Linked DNA regions of Homo sapiens: region 1 is linked to region 2. Evidence: read pairs that join two places in POLR2A ChIA-PET (ENCODE). Cell type or tissue: MCF 10A. All regions are shown on one strand. Region 1 holds the start of ARHGEF2-AS1 (ARHGEF2 antisense RNA 1). Region 2 holds the start of KHDC4 (KH domain containing 4, pre-mRNA splicing factor).

Region 1 (4,000 bases), 55 kb after region 2:
AGCCATGGCAGAACGTGGATTGTGAAGACTTCATGGACATTTATTAGTTCCCCAAATTAATACTTTTATAATTTCCTATACCTGTCTTTACTGCAATCTTGGAACATAAAATTGTGAAGATTTCATGGACACTTACCACTTCCCCAATCAATACCCTTGTGATTTCCTATGCCTGTCTTTACTTTACTTTCTTAATCCTGTCAGCTGAGGAGGATGTATGTCGCCTCAGGACTCTGTGATAATTGCGTTAACTGCACAAATTGTACAGCATGTGTGTTTGAACAATATGAAATGTGGGCACCTTGAAAAAAGAACAGGATAACAGCAATTGTTCAGGGAATAAGAGAGATAACCTTAAACTCTGACCACCGGTGAGCCGGGTGGAACAGAGCCATATTTCTCTTCTTTCAAAAGCAAATGGGAGAAATATCGCTGAATTCTTTTTCTCAGCAAGGAACATCCCTGAGAAAGAGAATGCACCCCTGAGGGTGGGTCTATAAATGGCCCCCTTGGGTGTGGCCGTCTTCTATGGTCCAGACTGTAGGGATGAAATAAACCCTAGTCTCCCATAGTGCTCCCAGGCTTATTAGGAAGAGAAAATTCCCGCCTAATAAATTTTGGTCAGACCGGTTGCTCTCAAAACCCTGTCTCCTGATAAGATGTTACCAATAACAATGGTGCCCGAAACTTCATTAGCAATTTTAATTTCGCCCTGGTCCTCTGGTCCTGTGATCTCGCCCTGCCTCCATTTGCCTTGTGATATTCTATTACCTTGTGAAGTACGTGATCTTTGTGACCCACACCCTATTCGTACACTCCGTCCCCTTTTGAAAGTCCCTAATAAAACCTTACCGGTTTTGCGGCTTGTGGGGCATCACGGAACCTACCGACATGTGATGTCTCCCCCGGATGCCCAGCTTTAAAATTTCTCTCTTTTGTACTCTGTCCCTTTATTTATCAAACTGGCCAACGCTTAGGGAAAATAGAAAAGAACCCACATGACTATCGGGGCAGGTTCCCCAATAGTGTGGTGGCAGGCGCCTGTAATCCAAGCTGCTTGGGAGGCTGAGGCAGGAAAATAACTTGATCCCAGGAGGCAGAGGTTGCAGTGAGCCAAGATCGCGCCACTGCACTCCAGCCTGGGCAACAGAGGGAGACCCTGTCTCAAAATACATAAGTAAATAAATAAATAAATAAGTTCAGCTCCAAATTGGGGAAATGTGGGGTCCACAGAAAGAAGTGGTTATAATTACTAGGGGAACAGGGCCCTTTTACTGAGAGAGGAACACATACACCCTCATCAACACAGAGGCACCGACACAGAAAGGAAGAAACAGAGTCTTGGAGAAAGAGACAGAGGCAGGGTACCCGGAGTCAGGGACAGAGCACACAGACCCAGGGGAGCAGACAGAGGTGCATAGACGATAGATTCCCATTCGCTCAGATGGAGCCAGAGCAATGCCCGGGCACAGAGAGACCCAGCAGCTGGCAGAACAGAGGAGACGTAGGATAGAATGGTGGCTAGACAGGCGAGGGGCAGGAGAGGAGGAGCAAGGCAGGGGCCTTCATGGGGATCTGTCTGTCCGTACCAGCCGGGAGGCGTAGCCACCCTGGTGCTGCAGTCCCAGAAAGGTGTCCAGTCCTTCTCGGATCTGCAGGAAGAGGGCCTCCTTGGGGCCTGGGCATCCCGATGCTTGCAGTCTCCTCCTGAAACACACATCGCCACCACTACCGTCTGTATCCAGTGGCCAGTGACGGGCACCAGGGAGGAACACTGCCTCGCCTCAGCCCAGCCCTGTTGCTTGCCCCCAGCCCAGCCCTTCCTGTTGGCATAAGCACAGCCCAGACCCAAACTGGTCCTACTTTGGGGCTCTGCTTTGCCAGGGCTGCAGAGTTGGCTGTGGGCAAGAGTGGCCCCTGCTGGTCAAAGGGCAGTACTGCCTCCAGAAGAAAGCCAGGGTTCAGGGGAAGGCGAACAGCAAGAGCAAGCTGAATTCTCCCTCCTTGCCTGGTTGCTGATGCCAACCTTTGCCCCTGCTCAGCCAAATAGTGCACTCAGGACTCCCTTCCCTCTCTAACCAAGGGGCAGAATTAATGCCTGACTGTGAAAGGTGGGTGACACTTGAAAGACCCTGAGATACAGTTGGTGCCACATAAGGGGGGCCCAGGCATTTGGGCATCTCTGCTTTCAGCCAGCTACCCTTAGGAAGGTGCCATGAGCCCTGCAGGCATTGCTTCTCATCTGAGTTCCCACCCAAGCCAGTTCAGGGACAAGGCCCAGGGTCCTCTCCCCTCACTGAAACCAGCCAGCCCTGCCCGGGAGCTAGGGAAGGTTGGTTCACTCACCAGAGCTAAAGGAACTTGTTCAAGGGGACCATTGTCAAAGCAGAGAGACAGTGCCCTTCCATGGCCAGCAGCCCCTACAATGTTCACTCACACTGAACTCTTCATGCTGACCCCCGGACCTTCTCTTTCTGACTTCCTCTGACTTTGGGGAAGTGGTCAGGGGTTTTCCAAGGGAGGGGGAAGAGATGATCTCTCTGCTCCAGTCCACCAAGCCTATGCAGAAGTCTGAGCAAGAACAACTGATCTCATGTGGCAATGCGGGACCATGAGTTAATCCAAGACATCCTGGGTTGTCCTCAGCCTGCAACCAAAAGCCCGGCAAAGGCCTGGCAATGGGGCAGGCCAAATGTCCCAACCGTGAGACCACCTCTCTCAAGAAATCTCTGAAAGTTCTTTGGGCCTCAGTTTCCTTATCTGTAAAATGAGGAGATTGTGCCATATGCTCTCTGAGTTCCTTTGTGGTTCTATTACACCATTATGTGGTTCTATGAAACCCACCGTGGGAGGCAGAAGCAAGAAGATCCAGTGTCCTGATACTCCCCCTGACTCCACACCTCCCTCCCACTCCCACCCTCAGTCTTCCCTGAGAGAAGGAGGTAAGAGCCACTGTGGAGAGGCATATTTTGGAAGGCAGCATCCATCCTCCCCCAAAGGCCCACAAATGGGATTGAGCTCTGGTTCTCCAGGGAAAGGACTGAGGGCCCAGGTCTCCTTGATTCTTGTTGTTCTTCGGATGGTTGTCTCTTGAGGGAGATGACTAGAGAGTTATCTAGTTCCTTCCCACTTTCCCATTTTCTCCAAGGTCTAGGCCTGGAAGGAAGGAGGTACAGGAGGTCCCCTGGGGGCTTACGTATTCAGTGGGCCCTCGAGCTCCCTGCCAGGCCCCCAACTATGTCTTCTGAAGACGTCTTTGTTTTCGGCCGTGGGCCCGGAAAGCCCCTGACCTTTGGAGGGGTACAGCATGCGAGCCATTCCCCTCCTTTATTTCCCCATCTCTTCTTCCTCCAGTTGTTCTCTGGATTCAACTGCAGAAAGGCAGAGGCCAGTGTGGCCTCACGGGCACCTTGTCTCCACCTGCTCAGAACACGTCTGGGACGGCTCTGTTCGTGGGAGACACACACAGACCAGTCTGCGTCAGCAGGAAATAAGAGTGAGCAGGGTTCTAGAACTCTGAAACCTTGGGACTAGAAGTGTGTCACAGTCAGCTGGACTTAGGAGTGCCTAGCCACCACTCACTTTACTGAGACACATAACTGGATAATGTGTCACATTGTGACACATTGTGACCTCAGGGTCACATTGTGACACATTGTGACCTCAGGGTCACATTGTGAATTAGCTGCAGACTCAAGGCTAGAACTTAGGTTTTCTGGATCCCAGTTCAGTGTCCTTTCTAGTACATAAAGAGATCCTCATTGTCTCCTTCTTATTCCATTTACTGAGGACTTATATAGCAGAAAGCCAAGCAAAGAGAAATAGATATTGTTCCTATCCTCAAGGAATCAGAGTCTAGTGAGTGGGTGAGTGTGTGTGTGTGTGTGTGAACAAGCAAAAGAACAAATCACAGATGACTCCATAACTGGCTCACATATGCCAAATGCCACAAGAGAAGTTTCAACAAAAGGCTTTAGGCTGTTAAAGGAGTGAGGGCACG
Region 2 (4,000 bases):
CAAACTGTGGATTCTGGGTTTTTAGGTTTTATGATTCTAAATCCAGTGTTTATGTATCCTGCTGAGGTCAACTACCTAAAGATTATTATTTTAAGAAAAAAAAAGAGCTTAAACGATTAACATCAGTATTAAAAATCTTAATATACAAGGAGCACTACATCTTTGTCAAGATGCTTTTAATTTTTCCTCATAAACCTTATAAATGGATGACTGACTCACACAATCTTTGCAAACAATAGGCTGCGCCTGGTGGCTCATACTTGTAATCCCAGCACTTTGGGAGGCAGAGATGAGCTTGGTCAACATGGTGAAACCCTGTCTACTAAAAACACAAAAAAAAATTAGCCGGGCATGGTGGCATGCACCTGTAATCCCAGCTACTCGGGAGGCTGAGGCAGCAGAATCAGAATCACTTGAACCCAGGAGACAGAGGTTGTAGTGAGCCGAGATCACCCCACTACTGCACTTCAGGCTGGTGACAGAGTGAGACTCTATCAAAATAAATAAATAAATAAATAAAACCCTACAGGTTCTAATTAGAGATGACACTATGGGGCTCACTTGATTTACCTGAACTCCTCTGACTTCAGGGAAAAAGCACATATATTAAAAACATGTTATGTTGCTTTAAATGACTATGGAAATACAGCTTAAGCTGAACTAAGTGAACAAGGACAAGACAAGGTATTTGGTCCATAAATGTAATCAGCCCAATCAAAAACGCCTCGTAAATATGTATTTGTAACAAAATGTGTTCTGGAACATTCCAAAACTAAATGATCTCTCAACTACTATATCCATTTATCCTTTACTAACACAAATTATTATGCGATTACAGGATTACAAACAACTTTTTTTTTTTTTTTTTGAGACGGAGTCTCATTGGGTCGCCCAGGCTAGAGTGCACTGGCACAATCTCGGCTCACTGCAACCTCCGCCTCCCGGGTTCAAGCAGTTCTGCCTCAGCCTCCTGAGTAGCTGATTACAGGCGCGTGCCACCATGCCCGACTAATTTTTGTATTTTCAGTAGAGACGGGGTTTCACCATGTTGGTCAGGCTGGTCTCAAACTCCTGACCTTGTGATCCACCCGCCTCGGCCTCCCAAAGTGCTGGGATTACAGGCGTAAGCCACCGCGCCCGGCAAAACAACTATTAAATTCGCAATTAGTGGAGACCCTTCAACTTCAAATACCTTCTCAGAAGCATTCTGAGTTGGTTTCAGCTTCCCTTTTGCCATGAGCATGGCATTAATCTTGGCAGCCACAGCAGCAGCAGCATCCAAGGCTCCTGAAGGAGCAGCTGTGGTGCCCCCAGGACTTCCCCCACTGCTGGTGACCTCCCCACCTGGGGCCGCTGGCGGGAGGAAGAGAAGTGGGGCTGGAGCTGGTTGGTCCCATTTGCTGCGGCGCCTACATGGAGAAAAAGGAAAACATTAGGCCCCAAAGCTTTCGTGTATGTTATTCTTTCCTTACTACGCCTTAGCACCCCATTTTCCCTCTATTATATTCCATTTACACCTCCGAATCACCTTCCAAATCTAAAACTCCCCTCTCCTTAAACAATTATTGCTTATTTAACAAACCCCCACTTTCAACCCTTCCCCAAAATCTTTCGTTTCTACTGTCACCTATATCGAAAGACTCCACTCTATCCTACACGCTCTAGTTTACGCCTTCCCCTTGGCTCGCCCTTCCAAAAGTCCCCGTTTGCCTCCTCCCTCGGATCCCCGCCGGCCCTTTAAGGGCCCCAGGCCTGCTCAAGATCCTTCTCCCCAAACGTCCAGCCCTTTACTTCCCACTTAAGGACCCTTCCACCCTATACGCAGCTTCTCAGGGTCCCTCCGCCTCTCCTGCGCCCCAGTGCTCGCTCCGATGCCCTCGCCCCTGAAGCCGTACCCGCCAGCTCCAGGATGTGTCGCGCTCCCCGCGGACATGGCGACCGCTTCTACTCAACCACCCGCCAACTATCCGACTACCACCTCTCGTCACTTCCGCCCCCAACGTTCTTACGCACAGCCTCTTCCGGTCGTGGGGCCGAGCGGTTCCGGTGAAAATGTCGATTCCGATTGGACTCTCGATGATTTAAAGGCATCTGGCGTTTCTGAGGCAGGTAGGGTGTGATCTTCCGGGTTGCGCCTTAACCTTAAGAAAGATGGCTGCTGTGCCTACTATAAATGCGGAATCGGGGCTAGCTGAATCCATCTTTATCGTGGGCATGTTGTTAGACTAGAAGACAATATGCATGAGTCAGGAGATTAAACAGGTTTCTCCTCAAATTCCGCTACGTTTGTGTTGAGTCCTAGTTTCTGTCTGGGGAGACAGCCTTCCCGCGGCTTTTGCCCGTTTCACGTTTCTGTTACTTAGGAAAAGGAAAAGGATTCGTTGCAAAGATCATTTGGAGAATTTCTCTGTTTGTTTGCTTCATTTCTGTGCACCAAGCAGGGAATATAAAAATAAAAAGATGAATAAGCCGCAGGCCCTGCCATTCTGGTACTCTCAATGTGGCAAGGCAGGTACGCAGGCAAATATGTATGATAGAGTTGTATATTAAGCAAAGGTCGAAGAAGATAAGCTGCTCATCTTGCTGGAGCGTTTAAGAATGGGACGCTAAAAAGCCGGTTGAGTACTGGAGAGGCGATCAAGCATAGGTTATGGAGCACCCTGTTCTGGCATCTGTGTACTTAACGGTTGAGCTGGCTGGAGTGGGAGGCCAGAAGATGAAAGGCCTTGAATGCTATGCTGAGGAGTTTGAGTTGATTCTGTAGGCTAAAGGTTTCTTTTTTTTTTTTTTTTTTTTTTTTGAGACAGTTTCGCTCCGTCACCCAGGCTGAAGTGCAATGACGCGATCTCGGCTAACCACTCTCCGCCTCCCGGGTTCAAACGATTCTCCTGCCTTAGCCTCCCAAGTAGCTGGGATCACAGGTGCCCGCCACCACGCCCAGCTAATTTTTTGTTGTTGTTGTTTTGTATTTTTAGTAGAGACACAGTTTAGCCATGTTGGCCAGCCTGGTCTCAAACTCCTGACCTCAGGTGATCCACCCGCCTCGGCCTCCCGAAGTGGTAGGATTACAGGCGTGAGCCACCGCGCCCTGCCGAGGCTAAAGGTTTCTAACCTTTAGGATGTCTTGGAGCTTCAATGAGTCTCCTGATCCTCCCACCTCAGCCTCTGAAGTAGCTGGGACTACAAGCACGGGCCACCACACCTGGCTTTTTTTTTTTTTTTTTAAGAGACCGGGGTGGTAGGGGGTGCGGGGGTGGGGGGTGTCTTACTATTTTGCCTAGGCTGGTCTCAAACTCCTGGGCTCAACCGATCCTACCACCTCGGCCTCCCCAAAGTGCCCCTTTTCCTCTTCTCCCCAAAACACAATGCTGTTGGGATTCTGATTGAAATTACATTATTTATTATATTTGTCATTTTAAAAAATTTGTGATGTAACTCCTATGCCATAAATTTACCCTTTTTAAAGAGTAAATTTAAGTGCACAATTCAGTGTTTTTTAGTGTGTCCACAAGATTGTGCCACAATCATCATTATCTAATTCCAGATTATTTTCATCACCCCAAAAAGAAACCCCTCACCTGTTAACAGTCACTTCACATTTCTCTTGCCCCGCAAGACATGGGCTACCACTAATCTACTGTTTCTCTGGATTTACCTATTTTACACATTTTATATAAATGGAATTATACAATGTGTGACCTTTTGTATCTGGCTTCTTTCACTTACAGTGTTTTCAAAGTTTATTCATGTTGTAGCATATGTCAGAACTTCATTTTTTTATCACTGAATAAACTTCATTCTTTTTTATCACTGAATTTCTTTTCCATTGGATGTATAGACCACAATTTATCCATTCATCCATTGATTAACATTTGAGTTGTTTCCACCTCTTGGGTATTGTAAGTAGTGCTGCTGTGAACATTCACAAGTATTTAAGTATCTGTTTTTAATTCTTTAGGGTTTACATGTAGAAGCAGAATTGCTAGGTCATATGGACATC

Evidence for each region. ChIA-PET counts read pairs that join two places held together with the same protein. Peaks named below come from ENCODE experiments on the same cell type or tissue, not always from the same donor. Only the 100,000 strongest peaks of a DNase experiment are listed, where the experiment ranks them.
Region 1: POLR2A ChIA-PET joins it to region 2 with 12 read pairs; 35 of 35 experiments call an interaction of 5 or more read pairs at or near these places.

Annotation. Positions count from the first base shown.
Region 1 is chr1:155,987,645-155,991,644 of GRCh38, forward strand. It overlaps ARHGEF2-AS1 (ARHGEF2 antisense RNA 1), which reads left to right and starts at 3,730. Exons shown (of 2, transcript XR_001738248.2): 1 at 3,730-3,866. RefSeq lists enhancers at 1,626-1,705, 2,576-2,645. In MCF 10A, a CTCF peak has its summit at 1,920 (motif pointing left); a DNase peak (open chromatin) is centred at 1,887.
Region 2 is chr1:155,932,441-155,936,440 of GRCh38, forward strand. KHDC4 (KH domain containing 4, pre-mRNA splicing factor) reads right to left here and starts at 1,973. Exons shown (of 14, transcript NM_014949.4): 1 at 1,896-1,973; 2 at 1,193-1,409. The coding sequence starts at 1,933. LOC107985207 (a long non-coding RNA gene) reads left to right here and starts at 2,028. Exons shown (of 2, transcript XR_001738244.2): 1 at 2,028-2,109; 2 at 2,808-3,815. RefSeq lists enhancers at 1,479-2,678, 1,534-2,100, 1,640-1,949, 2,050-2,209. In MCF 10A, no CTCF peak of the experiment used is centred here; a DNase peak (open chromatin) is centred at 2,061.